Linked DNA regions of Homo sapiens: region 2 is linked to region 1. A link is an interaction called in ENCODE POLR2A ChIA-PET data of the cell type or tissue named here. Cell type or tissue: Panc1. All regions are shown on one strand.

Region 1 (5,000 bases):
AAACAAGTCTTAATAAGTTTTAGAAGATTGAGATCTAACAGAGTATGTTTTCTGATTACAGTTGAATTAAAATACAAGTCAGTAACAAAAAGATATTTGGAAAACCCCCAAAGATTTGGAAATTAGATAGTGTATTTCTGAAAATATTTTGAACTGAATGATAATAAAAAATGTGTTAGCATTTTTGGGATGCAGTTAAAGCACTGCTTACAGAGAAATTTATAGCTTTAATTGTTCATATTAGAAAGGAAGAAGTGTTAAAATGTAATATTTAAGTTACCAGAAGGTGGAAAAAAATAAGCAAATTAAACCCAAGAAAGAAGAAAGTAAAGACAATAGCAGATATCAATTAATTAGAAAATAGACAACAGAGACAATAAACAAAACCAAAATGGATTTTTTCAAAAGATCAAAAAAATTGAAAATGCCTAGAAAAAGCTTATTATATACCAATACTGATAATGAAGGAGGAGCATGATTATGTATCTGTAAACTTCAAAAAGATAATCGAATTCTAAAAACAACTTTACACCAATAAATTTGATGCCTTCGATGAAACAAATTCCTGGAAAAATGCAGCTTTCCAAAACTGACACAAAATTAAATTTAAAAACTGAATAGTCTTGGCCTGGCACGGTGGCTCACACCTGTAATCCCAACACTTTGGGAGGCTGAGGAGGGTGGATCACAAGGTCCGAAGTTCAAGACCAGCCTGGCCAACATGGTGAAACCCCCCATCTCTACTAAAAATACAAAAATAAGCCAGGTATGGTGGTGCATGCCTGTAATCCCAGCTACTCGGGAGGCTGAGGCAGGAGAATTGCTTCAATCTGGGAGGTGGAGGTTGCAGTGAGCCGAGATCGTACCCCTGCACTCCATCCTGGGTTGCAGCGCGAGACTGTCTCAAAAACAAAAGCAAAAAAACAAAAAAACCCCAAAAAACTGAATAGTCTTTTATGTGTCAAGGAAATTCACTTTGTGATAGAAAACATTCCTACAAAGAAAACTTCAGGCCCAGAGAGTATCAAAAGTGAATTCTCAAACATTTGTGAAAGACACTGTAAAATCTAACAAACAGCTTCAGAAAATGAAGAAGAAATAACTTCTCAACTAATTTTGTGAGGCTAGTATAATTCAGATACTAAAATCTAGTAAAGACATTATGAAAAGTTAAAAATCTCTTATGAACATACATAAAGCTGTTTAACAAAATATTAACAAATTGAATCCAGCTATAAATAAAAGGATTAATACAACATGACCAAGTGGGTTTTATCCCAGGAATATAAAATTGGTTTTGTATTTGAAAATAAATAAATGTAATCCACCACATTAATGATAAGGAGAAGAAATGTGGCCATCTCAATAGACACAGAAAAAGCATTTGACCAAAATCAGCATGGGGCTTAAATAAAATCCAGCAAACTGGAATTAGAAGATAGTTTCATCAATCTGATAAAGGGCATCTACAACATGACTTCAGCTAACATCATTCTTAGTAATAAGCCCCTGAGGACTATGCCTTTAATATCTGGAACAAGGCAAGTGCAGGGAGCCGAAGGCCCATGGGACATGACCAACTCAGCATTCCACTGGAAGCTATATGATCAAACAGCAAACTGTTTATCATGAATGCAGGATATGAGCAAACTCACAAGTGCTCCTGCCGACAGAAGATTTGCTGGACTCAATCACTCCCTGACACCGACGTTATCTACTGCGACATCTAGAGCCTGTTGTTCGAAGAATGCAGTCTTGAAAGCCTACTCCGGACCGAGCAGCTGACCCCTTCTTCCACCCACCTTCTCACTATCTCTTTTGCCTAGAAATACGGAGGGCTGTGTAGAGCTCAGGGCCCTTGTCCACTAGAGGCAAGGTGCCCCCTGACTCCTTCTTCCAAATATACTGTTTTGTCTTTGTCTTCTATTCCCGCATTCACTCCCTCTTTTTTCAGTTCCCCTTGATCCGTGCGGGTTATATAGTGGCGCCCTGAACAGCGACAGAATTGGGTGCTACACAGGCAAGGATACCATTCTCAAAATTTCTACTCAACATTTTTCTGAATGTCCTTGCCAATGCAATAAGGCAAGGAGAAGTAAAAAAAAAAAAGATTAAAAAGGAAGAAGTAAAAGCTCCCTATTCTCAGATTATTTATATAGTAGAATATCCTGAGGAATCAATTTTAAAACTACTATAAACAATAAGTAAATTTAACAAAGTCTTGAGATACAAGGGCAATAAAAAATTAACTGTTTTTACTTAAATAAGATTTAAAAACCAATTATCTTTTAATAGCATCAAAAATACTTAAGAATAAATTTAACAAACATGCACACCTCTACACTGAAAAGTATAAAATACTGCTGAGAGAAATTTAAAAAGATTTAAATAAATGGAGAGGTATGTTATTTGAGTCCCTAAATTCTGTTTCAGTTGAAGCCAATTAGAGATAGACTTTCCATGGACTAATAACGAAAAGAGTCTCAAGTAATATGCTGGAGATTGTAGTTTCGTTTTTGTTTTGTTTTGTTTTGTTTCGAAATATTCCATCATTTCTGTGTAACACTAAGCCTGATGGTTGGATTTGAGTTTAGCAGACCTGCCCCAGATGGAAGCCTGTTAAGACACTGGGAATTAGATTAGAAGTTATGCTCATCAACTATGCAGCTGTAGATTAGAGCAGACGATTCCACTAGTACATATGTTGACAGAATGGGGCCAGTGGTGGTTCATATACCTGTTTGTTGTCAAATACCAGGTCTAGATGTTTTCCTCATCCTCAAATGAGAGATCACATAGCAATATGGGACTTATAAAACTTTCAGAACAAAGGGAACATCATTATGAAGATTTAGAGGAAGAGCAACTCTCTGAAAATTATTTATTATAGAAATGTAAGAAATTTTGAAACTTTTCTAGCATCCTTAGTTGATTCAGGAAGATATAGCCTCTGTGGAACTGAAGTATAAAAGTATAAGGAACAGGCTGAGTGAGGTGGCTCATGCCTGTAATCCTAGCACTTTGGGAGGCCAAGGCAGGCAGTAACAAGGTCAGGAGTTCGAGACCAGCCTGGCCAATATGGTGAAATCCCGTCTCTACTAAAAATACAAAAATTACCCAGGCGTGGTGGTGGGCGCCTATAGTCCCAGCTACTCGGAAGGCTGAGGCAGCAGAATCACTTGAACCCAGGAGGCAGAGGTTGCAGTGAGCCGAGATCGTGCCACTGCACCCCAGCCTGGGCAACAGAGTGAGACTCCATCTCAAAAAAACAAAAACAAACATACATACACAAAAAGTATAAGGAGCAAATAGGCTGAGATGAAAAGGGAACAATAAGCATGGAAAGCTACAGGTAAACTGGACATGAAATAGCAGTGAAGATATAAACTGAAGACAGTGTTAAAAGCAGGATTCACCCTGAGGTGTACTGAAGCAATGATGTGGAAAACAGATTTGAGAAATTTTCTCAGAATGCAGAGGAAAAAAAAAAAAGGAGATGAAAACTGTGAGGGAGATGGTAGCTATGGATGACAGACTTTTCTACAGCACCAGTGCCAGAACTTGTGAGCCAAAGTTTTCAGGGGAAAAGGTTGTGACTAGAGAGTGTTGTACTGGCTGCATTTTGTTTCATTCTCGAAGGTTACAGACATTCATGTATGCCAGGGTTCAAAATATGCTGTGCACATAGCCTTCTTGGAGAACTAAAACAAATGAACAAAGTTTTAATTGACTGAAAGACAAATCAAAATGAACTTAAGAATAGGATTTATGTTACTAAACACCTTCAGACTTCCAGAGGACTGCCAGCAAGTATAGGGCCCTCCCGAGTTCTTAGAATCCTCATCTTAGCAAACCGCATTGATTGAACCGTGTCCATGGATGAGTCTGCAGAAATGTGTGTCGTGTTGGCATCTGGATTACACTTAAAAGCAAACAGTTCCCTCATGAGTTATTCTCCCCGGACGAAATTGTGTAGTTGGGCGCAAATAATTCGTCTGGAAAACCCTCTCCCTGAGGCATTATTTACCACAAGATCCAGAAGTTCAATTAAATAAGATTACAGTACAATAATGCTAAAAAAAAAAGAAAAGAAAAATTTCTCCAAAAAAACTGAAAAGAAATATTTCAAATGTTAAAAAATTAAATGACTACTAAGTTGTGATTTTCAAATCTTCTACTTTTGAAATGAGCATGTATTTTTCAATAAAACTATAGATAAAGGAAAATTGATTAAAATGCTGTTAACTAAGCAAAAGGGCATACAAAATAGTGAAACGAAAGCCAAAAACAATTAAGATTTTAATTAAACAGTTAAACTAGAGAACATAAATATTATTTAAATAGTAGTATTAGCTTAAACAATGTAAAAAGGAACATTTAAAATACTAACCTTTTTAGATTTAAAATTCTTAAATTTTAAAAACAGACGTTAAGTTCTTTGTGACTGCTCTACCAGGAAAAAAAAATAAATAAATAAATGTGAGGTCTTAATTTCTTTGTGCAGTAACCTCCAATCTGAGGCAAACAATTAGAGCACATTCTGATGACCTTCAAGCTTGAGGGCTTTCCAGGTAATTGTTCTTTAGGTGGAGAGCCAAGGGCTGAGGATAGAACTCCTGGTCCCTTTCCTTGTACCTTTTATAGATGACTTGCTTTCACTATCTTACTGACTACCCTGGTTTGGTACTTGAAAATAGAGGCAGGATCAAACTTTTAGCCTTCACTTTGGATCCTGTTCTTACCTACTGCCCAACTCCGAGGAGCTGGTCTTTCTCCAGACAGTACTTCCACTCCAGAGATGTCCTGCCCAAGACTGACGCACAGTTGCTCTCCCACTGAGCCAGGTTCCTCAGGTCCCACCGTCCTCCTGTCCTCAAAAGCACTTAGGATGTAGCAAATTGTCTTATTGTTTTACTCCCGACTAGCAAATTCTCCTTTCTAATTAGTAAGCCTATATATGCTACCTTATACTTATGTCAATTTTTTTGCAACACATTGCA
Region 2 (5,000 bases), 83 kb after region 1:
TGTACTTCAGAAGTGATACAACCAAACTTGGCAAAAGCTTGTCAGTTACTCAAAGACTACCTACTGCGTGGTGCTCCAAGTGAAATTCGTGAAGAATTAGAAAAGCAGCTTTATTCTTGTATTGCTCTCAAAGTCACAGCAAATCAAATGGAAATGGAACATTCTTTGATACTAAATAACCTAAAAACATTATTGTGGAAGAAAATTTCCTACACTAATGACTCTTAGTTCATTTGGACATAATTACCATTTTAAGAAACCTGCCACTTTTAAAGAACAATTTTGAGCATTAAAAAAAAATGGCTTCAAATTCCGGCCAGTTACACAAAACTCCTTCCCCCCAGGCCTGAGAAGCCATCAGTATGTGATCACTGAAGTAATGGCAGGTGTAGGATCAACAGGTCCCCAAGATGTCATTCCTGCCCTTTTAGAAGCCCTGTTACATCTCCGAAGTACATTCATTGTGTAACTATTTTGACTGACTTTAAAAACCAATGCTGTGAAAAGCTTCATTCCATAAACATCAACAGTGAGTGATTTGTAGATTTACCTTAGCCAAAATACCAATGCTGGAAGCATTGTGTTTGCATTGAAGCTGCTGTTCAACAAGAAAATTTATAAATTTACTAATGTCTTAGCATGGTAAAGTTTGCACATTAACAGAAATTAAGACTGCAAAGCAGGTTAAACTTGCTTCTTTATAAAACAGATGTTGGGTTAATAGCATGGTTTACTGTATTAAAGACTTATACACCCATTTTTAACCTCATTCAGACATCAAGTTATGTGTAGCTTCACAATGGTTCAAGTGGCTTACTTCAAGAAATCTTATACTTGACAGTACACCAATTTTATTGACTAAAAATGGATGAACTTTCCTAAAGATTCAAAGGGCCCATCTTAGTATCACGCAGCTGACTGAGCCCTTCAAAACTGACATCTTAAGGCCCAATCAAGATCCACATATCCTGATTTTGAACTATGTGAAAGTGGGACTGTAAGTGCAAGACTAAAATAAATTATAGCAGACTTTTTAGTAATAACTTTCCATTTTCAAACAGTATATCCTGTGGGCCAAAGGGCTATTTCTTAAAGAGGCATGTAAATGTATTTATTTATCTAATGTTTTTTTCCCCATGTAAACTTGATATACAAGGTTTAGTATTTGCTCCTCTTTCATATTATTTTCACACGTATACTCAGATTTGGCATGTACCTTTCAACATCTCCATAAAATTAAACACCTTTTGGAGAAAAGAACCACTATTTTCTGCTCAAAGGTTTCGCCTACCTAAAGTGGAACATGTTAAAAATCTATGTGACCATCACTGGACAGCTTTCTCTCAAAACTTTCCTTCAACGCCATGGATTAGCACCAGTTTTGTTTACTTTAAGGTACTTTTCCCATTCATCATCTGGTTATAATAAATGGATGGAAGAAATATTTCCCACTGATGGTTGGTCTGTTGCTTGCCAAATTTTTAGGGAGAGCTGTTCATCATACAACATAAGGGATAATGACTCCTGTCAGGTAAAACAGAAGCCCAAGAAATAACAACTTTTTTTCTTAAAAAGTTAGTTACACTTGTTTTCTTGGAGAAAAAAACCTGTCAACTCCTTTGCTTTTCCAAAATATTTCAGGGTATTTCCTATAAGGTTCATAAGAATAAGAGCTTAACACAGAAATAGTTGCTGTTCATAAGTTTATTATCTATATCTGAAAAAATCATAGAAAATTGCTGGGTTTAGCTCTCAGCAGCCCGCTCCTGAGCTCTGAGGAAGCTTGCCTTCTTTTGAGCTACCCGATCCTTCTTCTGAGCAAGGGACATTTTGGGACGGTTCCACCTACAAAAGATAGGAATATATATTTTTTAAACTATAACTGAAGAGAATAGAATATTTAATTTAAAATTTTAATAAAATTTAATTTTGATAGAGAATATTTAAGACTTTGCAATCAGAAGGTTAAATAATCCAAGTTCAAATACATTTACTTATGTATGATCTTAAGCTAACTTTCCCAAACCCCAACTTCTGTGATGTCCTACTACCATAGGGCCAAAAGTCAAATAGAAGACATGTTAGATTCAGTAATACCACTTCTAGGTATTTGCCCAAATGTTTTGAAATCAGTTTGTCCAAGAGAGTGGCACTCCCATGTTCATTGCAGCACTATATATTAATAGCAACAGATAAATGGATAAAGGAAATGTGGTATACATATACATAATGGATTATTACCCAGTCTTTAAAAATGATGGAAATTCTGTCATTTGCAACATGAATGAAGTGGAGAATATTGTGCTCAGTGAAATAAGCCAGGCACAAAAAGACAAATACTTCATATTCATATAGAATCTAAAACAATGGAACTCACAGAAGCAGAGAGCAGAATGGTGGTTACAGAGGCTGGTGGGTGCAAAGAATGGGCAGATGATAGTCAAGTATAAAATCTCCAACAGGAGGAGTATGATTTTGTTTTTAGTTCTATTGCACAGCATGATGAATATAGAATATCGTACATTTCACAATTAAGAGAATAAATTTCAAATGTTGTTGCCACAAAGTGTTAAGTATTTGAGGTGAATATGTTAAATACATTGATTTAATTACTATACATTGTATTTGTGGGCCATCACATCACTTTATGCTTACATGTTCATTAAGTATTACTTTCTATTCCATTTAAAGATCAAAACATGAAAGATCAACAAAAAGCAACTTGTCAGCCAATAAAAAAATGCAGTAACCAGTACTTAGACTGTACTAGGATAGAAAGAACCACCTCAGTAGTGTCTGAGGCTAACACATTTCCATCACCACAGTTACTTTTGCAAACCTGGTTCCCTTCGCTTCTGCCACATCACGCAGAGCTAGTGATCGAGTTTGCACAATTACACCAACAGTCTGCCCCACGTGGGAACCATTCCCAACCTGTTTTCTTGAAAAGACAAAAAAAAAGACGACATACCTCTTCTTTTTAACTTCTTTCTTGGGCTTCTTTTCATAGACTGGATTCTCTCGTATAGCAGCATGAGCTTTCTTATACATCTCCTCCATCTGAAACAAAGGAAAGCAAACAGTACTTGGTTTCATTTCATGTGCCCTACTATATTAATGCAACCATAACTTATCTTGTCCTTCTAAGCCAGATTCTCAAAAGGAACTAAACTAAATCAATGTTGGTAAACACTTTAACTTCTAAATGTAACTCACCTTTTCCTAACAAATTCCCAATTTTCACCTTATGCAATGTGAATTATCACTACAGAACTCCATCTTACTCAAGAAAAAAATCAGGCCAGGTGTGGTGGTTCATGCCTGTAATCTCAAGCACTTTGGGAGTCTGAAGTGGGAGGATCACTTCAGCCCAGGAGTTTGAGACCAGCTAAGGCAACACAGTGAGACCTGTCTCCATAAAAAAACTAATTAGCCAGGTGGCAATTATTAATGGTGGCATGCACCTGTAGTCCCAGCTACAGGACTACACGTGAGTCCAGGAGGTCAAGGCTGCAGTGGCACAATCACAGCTCACTGGACCCCAGCCTAGATGACAGAATGAGACCTCATCTCTACCAAAAATTAAAAAAAAAAAAAAAAAATTAGCAGGGCATGGTGGTGCACACCTATAACCCCAGCTACCTCGAGAGGCTGAGGTGGGAGAATTGCTTGAGCCCAGAAGTCTGAAGTTGCAATGAGCTATAATTGTGCCATTGCACCCCAGCCCAGGAAACAGAACAAGATCCTGCCTCAAAAAAAAAAAGTAAGAAAACAAAAAGAAAAATCTGCATGTACTTCTGAGAAATTCAGCCACACTTCTTGAGTCACTCTAAATCAAATTTTTGTCTGCAGAAACAAATATTGCGCTTCTCATTTTAAATACTGTCTGACCTAGATTCTTTCATTCAAGAACAAGTGCCAAAAGTATTAAGATATTAAGATGATGAACGTATGGGACCAAGAGTCACAACACTGACATAGCTTAACTGAGACCAAGGACTGGACACAGGCCAACAAGCAAATTCATCTGTCATCCCACAATCCCTAGACTTTTGTTTTCCATCTTTATCTCACAGGCCTTTAAAAGTAATTCCCAGCATTATGTACCAAGGACCTCTCTTCTGTCTTTCACTACCACCAATCTATCCCTAGTATCTAGTGGTAATATAAGGCCTCTAGACCAGAAAGATGTCAGAAGTTTTCCTGAAAAGCCAACCGATCAGATATTTTATTGGGCAATTTTTTGTTTTTTGACATGAAGTCTCGCTCTGTTGCCCAGGCTGGAGTGCAGTAGCGCGATCCCAGCTCAGTGCAACCTCCACCTCCAGGGTTCAAGCAATTCTTCTGCCTCAGCCTCCCGAGTCGCTGGGATTACAGGAGTGAGCCACCATGCCCAGCTAATTTTTGTATTTTTAGCAGAGACAGGGTTTCACCATATTGGCCAGGCTGGTCTCGAACTCCTGACATCAGGTGATCTGCCCACCACGGCCTCCCAAGTCCGGGGATTACAGGCGTGAGCCACCATGCCCCGCCAGGGCAATTTTGTTCTAAAACTCACTGAAAAAAAAAAAAAAAAAAAGCTGCAACTCTCTGAATATCTAATAATTATAGCCCACTACAGACTATGTCACAGTAATCCAGGTCTCTAAAATTATTCAATCAATGTGGAGATGTGATTACTACATGCATTTGCATAAAGATTATTAAAGGAAAATAATGCAAAAATGCTCACTGCATTTGAAACCTCAACTACCTATACCCATTTTGAAAGTTAATTTCCCTACCTCTTTTAGCACTCTATTATAGCTAGCTGTTCACTAACAAATAACAAATCCATTTGATGACTTCATATATAGTCATTCAACAAATCTAAGCAACCCAGTTCCTTCCAAGACGTCAGACAAGCAGACATGTAGATAATGCCTGAATTGAGGTAAAGACCACCTCCTGTTGGAGACACATCAGATGTCTGCACAGGATTTCAGCAGGCACACAGGAGG

Evidence for each region. ChIA-PET counts read pairs that join two places held together with the same protein. Peaks named below come from ENCODE experiments on the same cell type or tissue, not always from the same donor. Only the 100,000 strongest peaks of a DNase experiment are listed, where the experiment ranks them.
Region 2: POLR2A ChIA-PET joins it to region 1 with 5 read pairs; 5 of 35 experiments call an interaction of 5 or more read pairs at or near these places.

What each region holds. Positions count from the first base shown.
Region 1 is chr1:92,921,419-92,926,418 of GRCh38, reverse strand. All of the region lies in intron 1 of DIPK1A (divergent protein kinase domain 1A), which reads left to right. Among named protein-coding and RNA genes, the nearest start is that of DIPK1A, 38 kb to the left of the region's middle. In Panc1, no CTCF peak of the experiment used is centred here; a DNase peak (open chromatin) is centred at 2,589; H3K4me3 peaks cover 293 bases.
Region 2 is chr1:92,838,611-92,843,610 of GRCh38, reverse strand. RPL5 (ribosomal protein L5) reads right to left here. Exons shown (of 8, transcript NM_000969.5): 7 at 2,972-3,060; 8 at 1,687-1,845. The coding sequence ends at 1,746. It overlaps DIPK1A (divergent protein kinase domain 1A), which reads left to right. Exons shown (of 5, transcript NM_001006605.5): 5 at 1-1,444. The coding sequence ends at 228. It overlaps SNORA66 (small nucleolar RNA, H/ACA box 66), which reads right to left and starts at 2,892; the gene lies at 2,760-2,892. In Panc1, no CTCF peak of the experiment used is centred here; no DNase peak of the experiment used is centred here.